Linked DNA regions of Homo sapiens: region 1 is linked to region 2. A link is a contact called in ENCODE Hi-C data. All regions are on one chromosome and are shown on one strand. Each heading gives the region's core, a stretch centred on a gene start or an enhancer-like site at or near the end of the contact. The rest is flanking DNA. Distances are from core to core; before and after follow the strand shown. Region 1 overlaps INPP5A (inositol polyphosphate-5-phosphatase A). Region 2 holds the start of STK32C (serine/threonine kinase 32C).

Region 1 (7,558 bases), core at 4,294-6,793, 320 kb before region 2:
CAACCACAAGGTCAGGAGATCAAGACCATCCTGGCCAACATGGTCAAACCCCGTCTCTACTAAAAATGCAAAAATTAGCTGGGCCTGGTGGCGCACGCTTGTAGTCCTACCTACTTGGGAGGCTGAGGCAGGAGAATCGCTTGAACCCGGGAGGCGGAAGTTTCAGTGAGCTGAGATTGTGCCACTGCACTCCAGCCTGGCGACAGAGCGAGGCTCCATCTCAAAGAGAAAAAAATAAAAATAAAAATAAAATGTAAAGAATCGGACCAGCACCAGTCTCTTCAAACCCAACATACGCACTAAGACGACAACAGAATGACCTTTCCTAAACATCTCAGTGAAATGAGGCCTGAACCAAGGGCGATTTATCCAGCAAAGCATCCTTCAAATTCCAAAACTATACAAAACAGTTTTCAACGTACAAAAATTTGGGAAATTTTGCCCCCATCAGCCCTTTCTGAGGAATCCAGGAAGGCAGGGCTGGTTCTCTTCCATAAATAACCAAATGGACATGGGAGCTCTGTGGTCCCTGCTCAGCAGCGCAAGGGCAGCCCCAAGGGACAGGAGCGACTGGGGGTGGCTGTGCGTCCACAACCTCGATTTCCAAAGGCGTGCAGCAGGCTGGCTTGGGCTGCAAACCAGGGTGGAGGGAGTGCAGTTTGCTGATGCTGAGTTCATTTTTTAAATTTGTATACATGTAAGGGGTACAGTGCAGTTTTGTGACGTGGCTGTTTTGCACAGGGCTAAAGCCAGGGCTTTCAGTGTAACCACCACTCGAATCGTGTGCACACTGTACCCTTAGGTGACTCTCATCCCTCACTCCCATTTAGAAGGGAGAACATGTGGACTGACTTTCTGAGCTGTTTCACGGAAGAAGTAAAGCAAGTTCTATCCACGTTGCTGCAAAAGACGATTTCATTCTTTTTATGGCCGAATATTACATTGCATATATGTGTGTGGTATAGAAAATACACACACACACACACACACACACATTTTGTTTATCCAATAAAGCATTTTTTTGAAATAATATTTCCAACTGGGATTTTCAACGTACACAGATGGAATACATGCCATATAGAAACCTATGTGATTTCAAGATTTCAACATTGCACATGAAGTAGTACAATATTAACTAGCAACCACTTGAATATGCCTTTTTTTTTTTTTTTTTTGTCTTTGAGATAGGATTTCGCTCTGTCACCCAGGCTGAAGTGCTGTGGTGTGATCACAGCTCACTGCAGTCTCCACCTCCCAGGCTTCAGTTATCCTTCTGGCTTAGCCTCCAGCCTCCTGATGCTGGGACAACAGGTGTGCACCACCAAACCCAGCTAATTTTTTTTTTTTTTAAATCTTCGAGAGACAGGGATCTTGCTATGTTGCTCAGGCTGGTCTCAAACTCCTGGCCTCAAGCAACCCTCCCACCTCACCCTCCCAAGTAGCTTTAAAAATATCTTTAAAAAGGGCCGGGCGCAATGGCTCATGCGTGTAATCCCAGCACTTTGGGAGGCTGAGGAGGGCGGGTCACGAGGTCAGGAGATCGAGACCATCCTGGCTAACACAGTGAAACCCCATCTCTACTAAAAATACAAAAAATTAGCCGGGCATGGTGGCGGGCACCTGTAGTCCCAGCTACTCAGGAGGCTGAGGCAGGAGAATGGCATGAACCCGGGAGGCGGAGTTTGCAGTGAGCCAAGATCGCGCCACTGCACTCCAGCCTGGGCAACAGAGCGAGACTCCGTCTCAAAAAAAAAAAAAAAAAAAAAAAAAAATCTTTAAAAAGGCAAACAGCCAATAAAGAAATAAAAATGGAATGCCAAAAAAAATTAAATAATTCAAAAGACAGCAGGAATGAGGGGAAAAGGGTACAAAAACCAGTGTACAAACAGAAAAATAAAAAATGGCAGACCCCAATTCAACCACATCAACAGTTATAACAGGGTTAGTGGTCTAGACTGGCACTGTGTTATCTAGCTGTCACAAGTCAAATGTGGCTATTTAAAAGAAAACGAAATAAATGTTTAAAAACTGAGTTCTTTGACAGCACGAATCACATTTCAAATATGCGCCATCAAAAGCCACAGGTGGCCAGTGGCTGCCATTGTGAATGCCACAGACTGGAACTCTCATCAGGAAGTTCCGTCAGCTGAGGCTGTTCTGGACTTTCCAATTGCAAGGCTGGGAGCTACAGGGTGGATAAAAAACAAGACTGAAGGACACACTGCCTGTAAGAGACACACTTTCAGGATAAAGACACAAACAGACAGAGAGCAAACAGGAAAGCACACACCACACCAGCCATGAGCCTGGGAGGGCTGCGGTGAGCCAGGCAGGGCTGCCGGCCGAGAGCCTGGGAGGGCCACCGTGAGCCGCAGTGGCGGCAACATTCATTGGACCAAGGCTCCAGGAGACGAAGAAGAACATTCGTGATGACCGAGACAACTCTCAGGAAGACAGCACAACCACAAATGTGTATATGGCTAATAACAAAAAACACACTGGGCAGAGGTTGACAGAACAAAGGAGAAACAGACAATCCCACAACCACTGTAGGAGACTTTAGCGCCCTCCCTTGGCACTCAATGGATCTAGACCAACACACACAAGCAGTCAAGATGCAGGACACAGTCAAGCTCCGTGGTCCACTTGGCACGACAGAAAACCACATCTGACACCTGCAGAACACAGAATGCATACTCCTCTCCGTGGCACACTCACCAAGGGAGATGACACGCCTCTCCGGGGCACACCCAAGGGAGATGACATGCCTCTCTGGGGCACACCCACCAAGGGAGATGATACGCCTCTCCGGGGCACACCCACCAAGGGAGATGATACGCCTCTCCGGGGCACACCCACCAAGGGAGATGATACGCCTCTCCGGGGCACACCTGCCAAGGGAGATGACACGCCTCTCCGGGGCACACCCGCCAAGGGAGATGGCACTCCTAACTTCACGAAAGCTACAAAACAATTTCCATCAAAACATCAATTAATTGTAACACATGAACTGTAAAAAACAATTATGAGACAACTGAGAACATCTAAATCCTAACTGGATATTGAATAGGTTGGAATTACTGATCATCTTTTTAGATATAAAGCTACTGTGTAGGGTCTGTATTCTTTGAAATACCTACTGAAATAGTCACGAATGAAGTGATGCACTGTCTGGTTTTTGCTTCAAATGCTCAGGGGTGGGAAGAGCAGGTGGAGGGGTCTGAAGCAGAACTGGCCACGAGCTTCACAGCTGAGCGTGGGTGCTGGGCACGGAAAGGATTCTCTCCATGTTTATATGGGCTTGAAATCGTCACAATAAGTTTGCTGAACGTGCTCACTGTTTAACTAACTCTGTAGGAACAAAACCAGAAACCCAAAAAACACATTCCCTCCAGCCAGCAACACCCAAGGCAGGAGCCCTGGAGCTGCGCAAAGCCACCCCCAGGGCCTTCGAGTGAGTGCCTCTGAACAATGGAAAAATCATGACCTTCTCTGAGGTCTGTGATCTTTCCTGGTCTCATAATGGCAAGGCCAGGGAGAAAAGAGGGAATCTCTGTTTCTTACCAACGTCCTGCTTGGGGATTCAGCTTGAAAACACTTCTGTTTGCCAGCTCTGGAGGAGGTGCGGTGCCCAGGCTCAGACAGTACGAACCCACTCCACGCTTGGGCACCTGCAGTGGCCTCACCAGAGCCGACAGACACGCACATCAGAGACTTCGTTTTAAAACAGATTTAGTCACTGCACAAGGCGAGAAACTCAAAATAGCTCATTTGAAGAGGATGGGTTTTCGTGACCTACTATTGGACATTTTTGGCTAACAGAAAAAAAAATATTTCCTCTGCAAGTGAGTGAAGCTGCAGAATGTACCGGGTAAATGTAAATGCTTCACTGATGAGCAATGACTCCCAACAGCCAGGATTCAAGCACCTCGCCCACTAAAGGGAGCCAGGCAGGGGCTGAGGTCCGGGAGCTCACTACTGAAGCTGATGGGTGGCTAGCACCACCACAAAAGGCAGCCAGGGACAGGGCACCTTTGTTGCAATGTCTTTACCTGACCAAGTAAGCCAGCACCCAGGAGCCCCTGCCCTGGGGACAGAGGCCTCCTCCATGGGGAAGGGAGACAGAACCAGCCCCCCAACTCCCCAGGCAGTGGTGTGCTCGAAAGCTCTCAATACTAGCTCTCCAGGCGAGGCCCTGGGACTGCCCTTCCGAGGTGTGAATGCCCCGCCATGGCCAACGCTAAGCCACCGATGTGGCATCACTGAACCTGGGGTAGGAGAGGTGCTCGGCAAGGCACCATCATTCACACATCAAATACTGTGTGAGTATTTCCCTCACCCAGACACAGAGCTAAATAGTCAAGATCATACGTAACAGTACAATAATTAGGAAGGGATGAGTGTGGGGCATTTATTGCCTTTGGTTTTAATATATTTACTTTATTACAGGTTTATATAATTTGATTTTTAATAATGGCTGCATTTCACACCTGGCTCCCAAGTTCCTGATCAATTCAGTCAGTGCCCATGACAATCTGGGCGGGGTGCAGTGGTGGTGGGTGGAAGTGTGGGCTTTCCAGGAAGCACACCGGGCACGGGCTCCTGCTGGACCCCTTCCTGGCGGGAATTCTGGGGCCTGGTTCCTGCCTCTCAGAGGATCCACTTCGGCACATGCCTTCCTGAGACGGTCGCTGTGAGGTGTCAACAATGCTGGCATCCAGGCTCAGCACAGGCTGGACAGAGTGAGGTGACACCAGCCAGACACAGCTACTCACACCACAGGCGTTGGCCCGTGCCAGAGAGATACAGCCACAGGGGACACAGGCGCCCTGGCATCCGGGAGGACAGGGACACACACAGAGCTCTAGGCAGCTGCAGAAAGCCAAGCAGCTCCCCAGGGCTGGCCTGGGAGCCTCTGCAGCCTGCACGATCCTGGACAAAGATCCCTTCAACAAAACATATTGCTGGACCGCAGAGGATGGACAGGAAAGGCCACGCCACAGTGTCGGACAGCACGCTTGGGTCAGGCCTGGCTGGAAACACACTGCTGCAAAGCACAGATGTGACCGAGTGTCCCCAGGTTACCAGGCAGGGCTGTGAAGAGACACAACCCCCATGGGGGTGCACATCTCCACCCACGAGTCTGAGCTTCTGCTCAGCACTTCACGCCCTGAGTGACAATGACACTGGCATGCGTGACCTTGGAACTATCGGGGAAGTCACGGCCCAAAGCTGTGCATTTTCTTCACCAAAATTCTACAGTGAAAAAGCAGGTGCTCCTACCTTAAAGGAAAAAAGGGCAGTCAATAAAACCACATGGGTTGTTTTATTATAGTGTCCTTGAACTGGATGCTTCATAGGAAGGCCCAGGAAAAATATCTTGGAAAGGCATGGCAAGAAAAAGCACGTTCACCAGCCAAACAAGCAGCACCCTGCTTCTGCCGCGGAGCGGGGCCCAGCACGAAGGGCCCCTGGTTCCCAGGAAACAGGCAGCACAGGCCTGCCCAGGCCACGTCCATCGGCACGGCCAAGACTCGGTGTTAAAAATAGCAACAGCCAGGCCCTGTCAGGCGTTCTCCAAAGAGGAGTATCGGAGTGACCTAAAAAGGAATTACATCCTGCACAGCACCCCAGTGGAAGCCCCATGCCAAGATAAGGCGCGCAGAGGGACACGGGAATTTCTTGATAGAAAAAGGCCACAGTTACTTGCCAACGACGCCTGGAAAACACCCTGTTTAAAATCCCCGCTGCCCACCCTTGCCCTGGGTGGGGGCTCTCCTCTCCAGGTCCCTTCGGGGCTGGGCTGGGCTGCAACGGGTGCTGGGACCCCAGAAAGAGGCCTGTTTGTGACCAACCAGACCCAGGTTCCCACAGGCCCCTGGTCAGACAGCCTCCTCAAGGCGCAGCCGATGGGACCGGCCAGGGCACACGGAGCAGCTGTGTGGGCAGGGGCCTGTTCTTCTCTCCGCCCTGCACACAGGACACCATGAGTTTCCATGACCTCACCGCAGGCAGCCTGGCCAGCCTGTGTGATCTGGAGCTGCCTTTCCTTGGCCCTGCGTGGGGCTGGGCCACCATGGGGAGGGGTGTGGGACCCAGCAGGCCCCACCCAAGCACAGCCTAGAGGTTTTTTGGGGAGACTGTGGGTTCTACCACACTGACCACATGCAGCAGCCTTCCCCCCAGAGATAGGGCAAGTGACTTAAGCAAATCTGCAGATGGAGCCAGAAGCTGCTGCCGGAGACGCCACGGGCAGAGGTGGAAACGCAGGGCTCTAACCCGAACAAAGTCCGGGCTTGGGCCATCGAAGCTCCCACAAATCAGCTCTAGTTTAAGAAGCACGTCCCCCGCCGCCCCCGCCGCCTCCCGGCCCCCACCACCGCACAGGGCAGGGCAAGGTTAAGTCCAGGGTCATGGCAGGTGCGACCGAGGCCCCACCCGCCCCCCACCCTCATGGACACTTTCACTTCACTGATGCCTTCCCCTCATGGATGTCTTCCCCTCATGGATGTCTTCCCCTCATGGATGTCTTCCCCTCATGGATGTCTTCCCCTCATGGACGTCTTCCCCTCATGGACGTCTTCCTCTCATGGATGTCTTCCCCTCATGGACATCTTTCCCTCATGAAAGCCTTTCCCTCATGGATGCCTTTTCCTCAAGGATGGCCTCTCTTCATGTATGCCTTTCCCTAGAGCTTGCCTTCCCCTCAAGGACACCCTCCCCTCATGGGCACCTTTCCCTTATGGACACCATCTCCTCATAGACATCTTTTCCTCAAGGACACCTCCCCTCAAGGACGTCTTTCCCTCATGGAGGCCTTTCCCTAGAGGACACCCTCCCCTCACAGACACATATCCCTGGAGGATGCCTTCCCCTCAAGGATGCCTTCCCCTCATGGACGCCTTCCCCTCATGGACGTCTTCCCCTCATGGACAGCTTTCCCTCATGGACGCCTTCCCCTCATGGACACCTTACCCTCATGGACGCCTTTTCTTCATGGATGGCTTTCCCTCATAGACGCCTTTTCCTGGAGGACATCATCCCCTCATAGATGCCTTTCTGAAGGATGTCTTTCCCTAGAGGGTACCCTATCCTCGAGGACGCCCTCCTCCATGAACACCTTTCCCTCATGGATGCCACCTTCCCCTGGAGGATGCTTTTCCCTCGAGGATGACGTTCCCTCAAGAACGCTTTGCCCTCAAGAACACTCTCCCCTCAAGGACGCCCACCCTTCTTGGATGCCTTCCCCTTATGGACACTTTCCCCTTATGATTGTCTTTCCCTGGAGGGCAGCTTCCCCTGGAGGACACCCTGCCCTTGTGGACACCCCTCCCTCATGGATACCCTCCACTCATGGACCCTCCCTCATGGATGCCTTCCCTGGAGGACAGCTTCCCCGGAGGCCACCTGGCCATCGTGGATGCCATTCCCTTGTGGATACCCACCCCTCATGGATGCTCACGTGTGGAATGCATGTGGAGAACTGCCGCAGCACAGGGCTGTCCGCACAATGCAGAGGGAAGGGCCAAACCACGCAGCAGCAAGTGAACACTCATTC
Region 2 (7,569 bases), core at 78-2,577:
GCTCCTGTTGGCCCAGAAGCCACACAGACTTCCCGTGCTCACATTTCATGCATCAGGCGGTTAGGGCGGGCGGCCACACTGAATGTCAAAGGCCGTGGGGAGGCAGGGCTCACAGTGGCTGAATGACAGGGTAGACAGTTGTGTGCGGTGGGAGGGACGGGAGCGGGAGACACTGGCCTTGGAGCCATGTTGGGGATCCGCTCATCGTCCGGGCGGGCAGCAGGAAATCCCATCTAGGATTTCACCGAGGAGGAAGAGACCCCGTCTTTGTGTCCTGGTTACAGGGCAGAACTTAAGGAGGTAAAGGCTTCCTAAAGTCAAACAGCCCGGTAGCAAAAACTGATTCTTCAGTGACAAGCGCCAGGGGCAGGCGGCGAGGCTCCATGCAGAGCCGCGCCTTCTCCAGGGCACTCCAAGGCGCCCAGCACTTTCCGCGCAAGGTCGCGCCTGGCCCTGCGCAGGGGCAGAGGTGCCCGGAGGTCAAGCCGCGCCCCAGGCCTCCGAAATACGCCGAGTGCCGAGGCCCCTGTCGCATCTGGACAAGGGGACCCTGGGCGACTCGGGCACGCGGTCTCAGGCCGGACGGGGGTCGCGAGGATGGCACGGGGGTGCCCGAGAGCGCGGGCGCACGTGCTCAGGGCTTAGCGCCCACCCCAGGCGCCCGCGTGTGCGCGCGCGCAGCCAGGCCCGCCCTGCCCCACCCCACCCTCTGGCGCAGCGCTTGGACTCAGCCTGCCGCCTCCTGACCGTGAGCCGGGCTCTGCCCGGCAGATTCCCGCCGCCCGCATCCCGGGCCTGCAGCCCGGCCTCACCCTGCGCAAAGCAGAAGGCTGGAGTTTAGGGCTCCCCGCACTGGGCGGCGGAAGCCCGCGCGCCGGCTGTTTTCACGAAGAAGGCAGGGGAGGGAGGCCCCCGGAGACCGCGAGAAGGTCCCGCCGCCGTGCCGGGCACAGCAGTCCCCGTGCCAGGGACGCCGACCTCCGGGGCCCCAGGATACCCGTGGGGACGCTCCCTGCCTCCCTCGCTCTCGTACCCGCCGTCTAGTCTGAGCCGTGGTCCCCGTGTCCCGGCGAACCACAGCCCCCATCCCTAGACTGGTGGCGGCCACCCACTCCCTAGCGACACTCCAGGCACTAGCCCCGCCCCTGCCCCGCCCCCGGCTCGGCCCCGCCCCTACCCTTCCCGAAGCTCCGCACCTGCCACGCCCCGGCGCTCAGCTCCGCCTCGACCCCTTCCAGGAGCTCCGCCCCGCCCCCGCCCCTTCCAGAAGCCCCGCCCCTGCCCCGCCCCCAGCGCTCGCAATCTACGGGGCGGGTTCCACCGCCCAGAAGAGCGCACGGCGGGCGCTGCCGGCCCCGAGCGCTCCCGCTACCACTGCCGCTCCCGGCCCTGCCGGCCGGCCATGCCCCGAGTTCCGGCTGCCGCGCGCACCCAGACCCGGCGATGAGGAGTGGCGCCGAGCGCAGGGGCAGCAGCGCCGCGGCGTCCCCGGGCTCGCCGCCCCCCGGCCGCGCGCGCCCCGCCGGCTCCGACGCGCCCTCGGCCCTGCCGCCGCCCGCTGCTGGCCAGCCCCGGGCCCGGGACTCGGGCGATGTCCGCTCGCAGCCGCGCCCCCTGTTTCAGTGGAGCAAGTGGAAGAAGAGGATGGGCTCGTCCATGTCGGCGGCCACCGCGCGGAGGCCGGTGTTTGACGACAAGGAGGACGGTGAGTGCGGGCACGGGGACGACGTGGGGGCCGCGCGCTATTGCAGGGGCGGGCGCGGCTGGGCGGCTTTTTCCCGCAGGGGTTCCCCCGGTGTCCGGGACGGCTTCCCGGGGCGCCCCGGCTTCCGGAGAAGCTCGCGCCGGGTGGCTGCGGCCCCACGCGAGTTCTGGGCGCCCGCCCGCGTCCTCCGTTTCTAGTGGCGGCGCCGCAGGAGGAGCAGGCTGGGCCCGGGCCCTCGGGGCGAGGGTCCCCCGCGGCTGTGGCGTCTCCGGGCTTGCGCGCGCCTCCGCCCACCGCCCGTGGCAGCCCTGCTTTCCGCTTTCCGTGATCCGCTCGGGCCCACGTGCGGGCTCGTTTGTACTTTGCAGTTAGAGAGGCGCTCACCTGTGCCGCCCGAGTGCGAGTGAGGCTCCTGCCCCACAGGTGGCGGGGCCCGGCCGCTCAGAGGCTCAGTCTCCTTGGTGACCGCGCGGTGTCCATCCTCTGCTCACCCATGTGCGCTGGAGGCAGGGCCAGGCCGTTGTGCAAAGACCTGCCCTGCCAGGAACGAGTGCGCTGCTGAGTCCTGTAGATAAAGCCGCCAACCCCGGGGACTGGTGTCTCCTGAGTGACCGTGCAGCCGTGGGCGCCATAGAAAGCAGAGAAGGCAGGTGAGGTGACATGGGACAGGCCTGCAGGGACACCTCCCGGGGTGCCAGGGGGCCCCGGGGACCCCCGAATTATCACCTGCAGGGAGATGTGGTGCCGCGTCTGCCTGTGGGCACTGTAATACAGTCACATGCAGACATACAGCTCTTTTCTACAGGTAACATGCAAATCATTTAAAATCGTACATTGATGACACATTTCATGTTTTTTGACATTTTCTTAAAATACTTGAAATGTGCATTTTTCATTTATAGATAGCGTGCAGAGGTATGATGGATCCTTCAAAATTTTAGAGCCCAGCGCTCAGGAGCCAGGCTATTTACTTGCGATAAATAATTTAAGCATTATGGGAAATTACAGTAATACGACCTCAGGCCGGCGTTGGTGAGTGTGGGGCCGTGCACCGCCGTTCCTCCGGGAGACGGCACCGGGGATTCATGGTGTGCTGCCTAGAAGGAGGGCTGAAGGCCCAGCCACACCAGGCCCCACACGCTCCAGGGTGGCCCGTCACTGTGTCCTGAACTTCGGGACAGCAGAACTCACGATGGTGAATGTTTGAGAAATGTTTTTGTTTTTAACATAAATATTCAAAGTAAAGAAAGCCCAGAGTGAACTAGGAGCTGATCAGGAGGCAGATTTGCCTCTCGTTTCTGGCTGCGGGTTGAGAGAACGTCTGAGAAACGCATCTGGTTTAGCACTTGCTGGTGTCAGCCAAGAGCTGGCTGCTCTTCTGGGTCTCGGCACCGTGCTCTCCGGGGGTGGGAGTGGAGACAGTGGTGTGGCACTGGGCTGCCTTCAGCTTTGTAGGGTAGACTTCCCTGTGTGTTCACAGTGTGTTATGTCACAGAATTCAAGGATCACTAGAAAGGCAAAAAGAGCAAGCACAGAGTCTGTCTGTGGGGCTCACGGTCTGACTTGGGAATTCTTTCACATCCCCAGCATCACCGTATTTGCCTGTAGTAGGACGGCAGAGATTCGGCTGACGGTGTCCCACGGATGCTGCTGGCTCCGTATGGCTTGGTATGCAGCCACATCCCCAAACTGAGCACCCGCCGGGACTCAGCTGGGCTTTGTGTGGTGAAATCAGGAGGGCAAGACTAGGCCCTGGCCCGAATAGCAGAGGACATCTCTGGGCGGTGACCGCTTCCCTCCGCTTCTTCCTGTCACTGGCAGGGCACAGACAACTTGGGAGTCATAGCACAGGGTTTGCAGAAGAATGTTCTGCACCTCTGAGTGTGGATGCCGGGGACTCGTGTTGGTGGAAGGGATTCAGTTTGGAAGGAGAAAGGAGAGTCTTTTAGGAAGGGACTGTTGCCCCTGAGTCCCACCCCTTTCAGGTTGGTGCAGTCATTTGCCTGGTACTTTCGTGGCCCCGTGGCAGCACTGGCTTAAGGAGGCCCTGGTGCTGTGTTGGTGTCTCGAGTTTACTGAATCTGCACGGTTGCTATGGCAATGCTAGACCTTCCGATGAATTTTTTAGATTAAAACACCTAATTAATATATCAAATTTAGTATGCAGAGAAAAGGAAAAAAGAAATTAAGAGTGCTGTTTAACAAAGTGCCAGGTAAATTTCAACTGATAGGCATAGTTGCGACATATAAGACTAAATGTCCTCTGTTCCTTTTAATCCTTGTGGACTCCAGAACCATTTTCCTAATTTGGCAGATATTTGGTGCATGTACAGAATTCTCTGCACGTCTTTGTCATGCCAGAACTGAGGGTCTCCAGTTTTCCTTCCCCTCAGCCCCTCACATGCTCCCATTCTATCCCTTCTCTGACTTCGGTGAAAAATTCATTTTTGGGGTTGAACTTGGTTAGGGGGTCTTTCTGCTGCTGCTCTGCACCAGAGCTGCATGGCGTTGGGCGAGCCCCTTCATTCCTCTCTGTCTTGGTGTCCTGGTGATACCAAGTGAACCTGAGAGGAGGCTCCGGTACCTTCCCGCTAAGCAGCTCTGCAACCTGGGGGGCGCTCGCCCGTCTCGGGGTCACAGCATTGAGTCTCCAGCCTGACGTGGCATTAGCCCGCCAGCAGGAAGTAGCTCCTCCCTGAGGGGCTTTGCCTTCATCTGGGGAAGGCTGGAGTGGACAGGCCCTTGCAGGCTGTGGACGGCCCGCCCTGGGCGCCGGGCCGGGCAGGCAGTGAGGCAGGACCAGGGGCCACCAGACTCCTCAAGTCATCTCTTAAAATTAGAAACACCTTTGTTTTTTCCTAATTATGAAAGCATTAAAATGTATGCATTTAAAAACATTCTATACTTTATGCCACGGTATCTGTAACTTCAGCATTGGGATCACGGTGTCACCTCCCAGCCTTTTTCTGGAAATACAGTCCCAGGTACAGCCGTGGAGAAACACTCTCTCTTTGTTAGCAGAAGTGGGATCCTGCTCTGCATGCCAATTTGCCGTAAGGTGCTTGTTGATTCAGCGATATGTTGCCAGCCTCTTCCAGACCTGAGGCATCATTTGTTGGCTGAATTTACAACAGTTCTCAGCCCCAGGCTGTGGACCCGAGTCATTCACTGGGCACTCTTAAAAAATGCAGATGCTCAAGCCCCACACCCGTGAACTGTGGGTGAACTGGGGGGGTTTGGTGGGTTGGGGGTGGGGCTCAGGGGCTCAGGCTTTTTTTTTAAGCCCCTCTTGAGTTTTACCAGCAGTCGAGGCTGAGATTCCCGACTCTGCAGTGCTCCCCTGAGCAGCTGTGACTTTCTCTGCTTACTTAGTTTCCTGTCACAGGACTGTGAGGTGTTTCTGTTTTATAAATATCATAAACGACGTATTGATGAACATCGTTGCAGATCTTTGTGCACTTGGCATTGTTTCCCTAGGATACATTTTTAGGAACGACATTGCTCAGGCAAAGGGGTCCGTGTGAAATACCTTAACACGTGTGGCCGCTCAATTGGTCCCTCTCTGAGCATTGTTTATGGGCCATGCTGTCGTGGGGTAACCGGGCAGAGGGGAAGCAGAGAGACTGACAAGACAGGGAGGCAGGAGCGAGTGCAGTGGGTGGCGGGAGGCACCTGCAGGGGAGAGAACCAGACCACCTGCTGCCAGCGGAGCTGGCGGGAAGGGAAAACCCATTTTCACTTGCTCCAGGAGCGGGAGGGTTTGATCGCCTTTTCCCCTGAATCCTCTCCAGCTTTGGGTATCAGCAATGTTTCTATTCTTTGCCAGTCTAAGAGATTAAAAGATGGCACTCATGCTTTGAGTTTCTTTGATTATCAATGAGGTTCATCATCTTTTTACCTTAAATGTTTAGAGCATTCAGCTCTAAACACATTTCACGTGTTTCCACACTTTTTGAATTGCCTGCCCGCGCTTGTTAGCGGCATGTGTCCTGTGGGATGGCAGCCGCAGGTTCCTCTCGCCCTTCCTGGTACACAGGCTGAGCCTTCAGCAGCTTCCCTCCCACGTTCCTCATTTATCTTTTAATGTTGCTACTTAGCTTTTTTCTCTATGGATGTGTTTAATTTGTGTGTGGTCAGATTCATCATCTGCCTTTGTGGCTGCGTCCGGCCTTGCCTTTATGTGACAGCAGTCCTTCCCAGCACAGTTAATAATAATTTAATTCATAAACCTGCATCTGTACTTTCTTCTAGCGCTTCTGTGGTTTCACTTTTTGCGTTGGAAATTGCAGCCCGTAGGGAGTATCGCTTGACGGAGAGTGAGAAAGCTCTCTCCTTCTCGCATTAGTTCTCCTCTTTCCCAGGATGAGTGCAGTTAGGATGTTTCCCCCTGTAGGGATCTGAGGCCTCCCACGCAGCCCCTCACCGCAGAGCCCCAGGCAGGCTGCGCCCTTGCTGCTCCCGGCCTGTGGGACTGGAGTGGGACCGTTTCCACGCTGGCTGCTGCTGATGTGAAGGAACGCTCCACTTTTACAAGGTTCACCTTGTGTGTGGCTGAGACTTCGCTGCCTCTTGCACATGACTGCACTTGGCTAAATTCTCGTTAGTCTATAGCTTTGAAGTTCATTTTGTTGGCTTTCTGGGTGGTCTGTCACGTTGCCTTGGAGTGACTCTAGTGGCCCCGTGATGGTTTTGCCTCGTTCTTTCCTTATGGTGTTGCCGGAGCTCATGGAGCAGAGAAGAGAGAAGGTCCTGAGCCCAGGGGCTGCCGAGGGCTGGGGACAGCTCCTCCCGCACGGTTGGTATGGACGGGTTGTCCTTCCAGAGCGTCAGCTTAGCCCTAGTGTGGGAAAACTTTCCAGTCAGGTGTGGACTCGCATTTTGGAGGGTGCTCTTTCCTTGCCTCCTGACCCTGTGAGGCAAGGGGTGGGGGCTCTCTGTGTGGCCCAGACACCCATCCCCCACAGTGCAGGCGCTTGGTGGTCAGAAGCCTGGTGGCTGCAGAGGCCCCTGGTCTGGGGTGTGGACTGGGGAGGAGGCCTATGGTCCTGGCCTCCTGCCGGGCACCCCGTCACATGTTTGCTCCTGGCTTCCCCGGTTCTGGGCCCAGCACCGGGTGTCCTGGGGGCCCTTGGGGCAGCTGTGCAGCTTGATGCCTCTTCTCCTTCCCAGCTGTGAGGCTGCTCTAGAATGGACTCGGGACCTACTGTCATACTTTTTATGTAACAAATGTCAGCTCTGCGTGTCTATCCATCTGGTTGTGCATTTTACAAGGCTAAAAATAAGCCGGCTTTTCTTTTAGAACTTGAACCACCCAGCTTTCCAGTGGAGAAGTAATGCGAGGATGCCTTGGAGGTGATTTTGTTGAGGGATTGATTCTCTGCGGGTGAAGCCCAGAGACACTCCAAGGTGATCTGAGGGAGGCAAAGTCACAGACAAGTGTTTCTTCCACACGGAGCCGGGACCACTCAGAGCAGCTTTCCTGCCTGTCCCGGACCCCCAGTCACCCAGGACTTGTGAAAATGCGGCTGACCCAGCCGGCCTGGGGTGGGGCCAGGAGCCCACATTTCCAGCCGGCCCCAGGCGGTGCCAGCGCTGCTGGCCCGCGGACATACTTTGAGTGTGAGAGTTTAGTGAGTATATAGCCGGTGCATCATGGTGAGTGAGGGCAGGAAACCCACGGGGTGCTGGTCCCTTGGCCCGGGCTCCCGATGGGCCTGGAGGGGGATCTCTAACCCTCTGTACCACGGGGTTGCCAGTCATCAGAGGGCGCCTCGCGGTGTGGACTTTTAATTTGCTTTTCCTCCTTCTGTTCCTCTCAGTCCTCTTGAAGGCCCAGCCTTCTCCACACGTGGCCGACGTGCAGC

Evidence for each region. Hi-C counts contacts between places; a loop is a spot of excess contacts on that map. Pooled maps may share reads with other maps.
Region 1: a loop to region 2 is called in a map of ascending aorta, with 3 times the contacts of the local background. The contact joins the enhancer-like site here to the promoter of STK32C in region 2. A Hi-C loop is called at or near these places in 1 of 168 maps with a recorded cell type or tissue (ascending aorta), 1 of 37 single-sample maps with no recorded cell type and 7 of 50 pooled maps.

What each region holds. Positions count from the first base shown.
Region 1 is chr10:132,629,601-132,637,158 of GRCh38, reverse strand. All of the region lies in intron 2 of INPP5A (inositol polyphosphate-5-phosphatase A), which reads right to left. Among named protein-coding and RNA genes, the nearest start is that of INPP5A, 96 kb to the right of the region's middle. RefSeq lists enhancers at 2,337-2,846, 3,851-7,558. Within about 2 kb of position 5,543, at least 25 of the 41 ENCODE cell types and tissues checked have a DNase peak (open chromatin) inside an H3K27ac peak, as active enhancers do; they include ascending aorta, where a contact is called at or near this core.
Region 2 is chr10:132,301,708-132,309,276 of GRCh38, reverse strand. It overlaps STK32C (serine/threonine kinase 32C), which reads left to right and starts at 1,327. Exons shown (of 12, transcript NM_173575.4): 1 at 1,327-1,705. The coding sequence starts at 1,444. RefSeq lists enhancers at 1-56, 57-601 and a silencer at 854-1,503.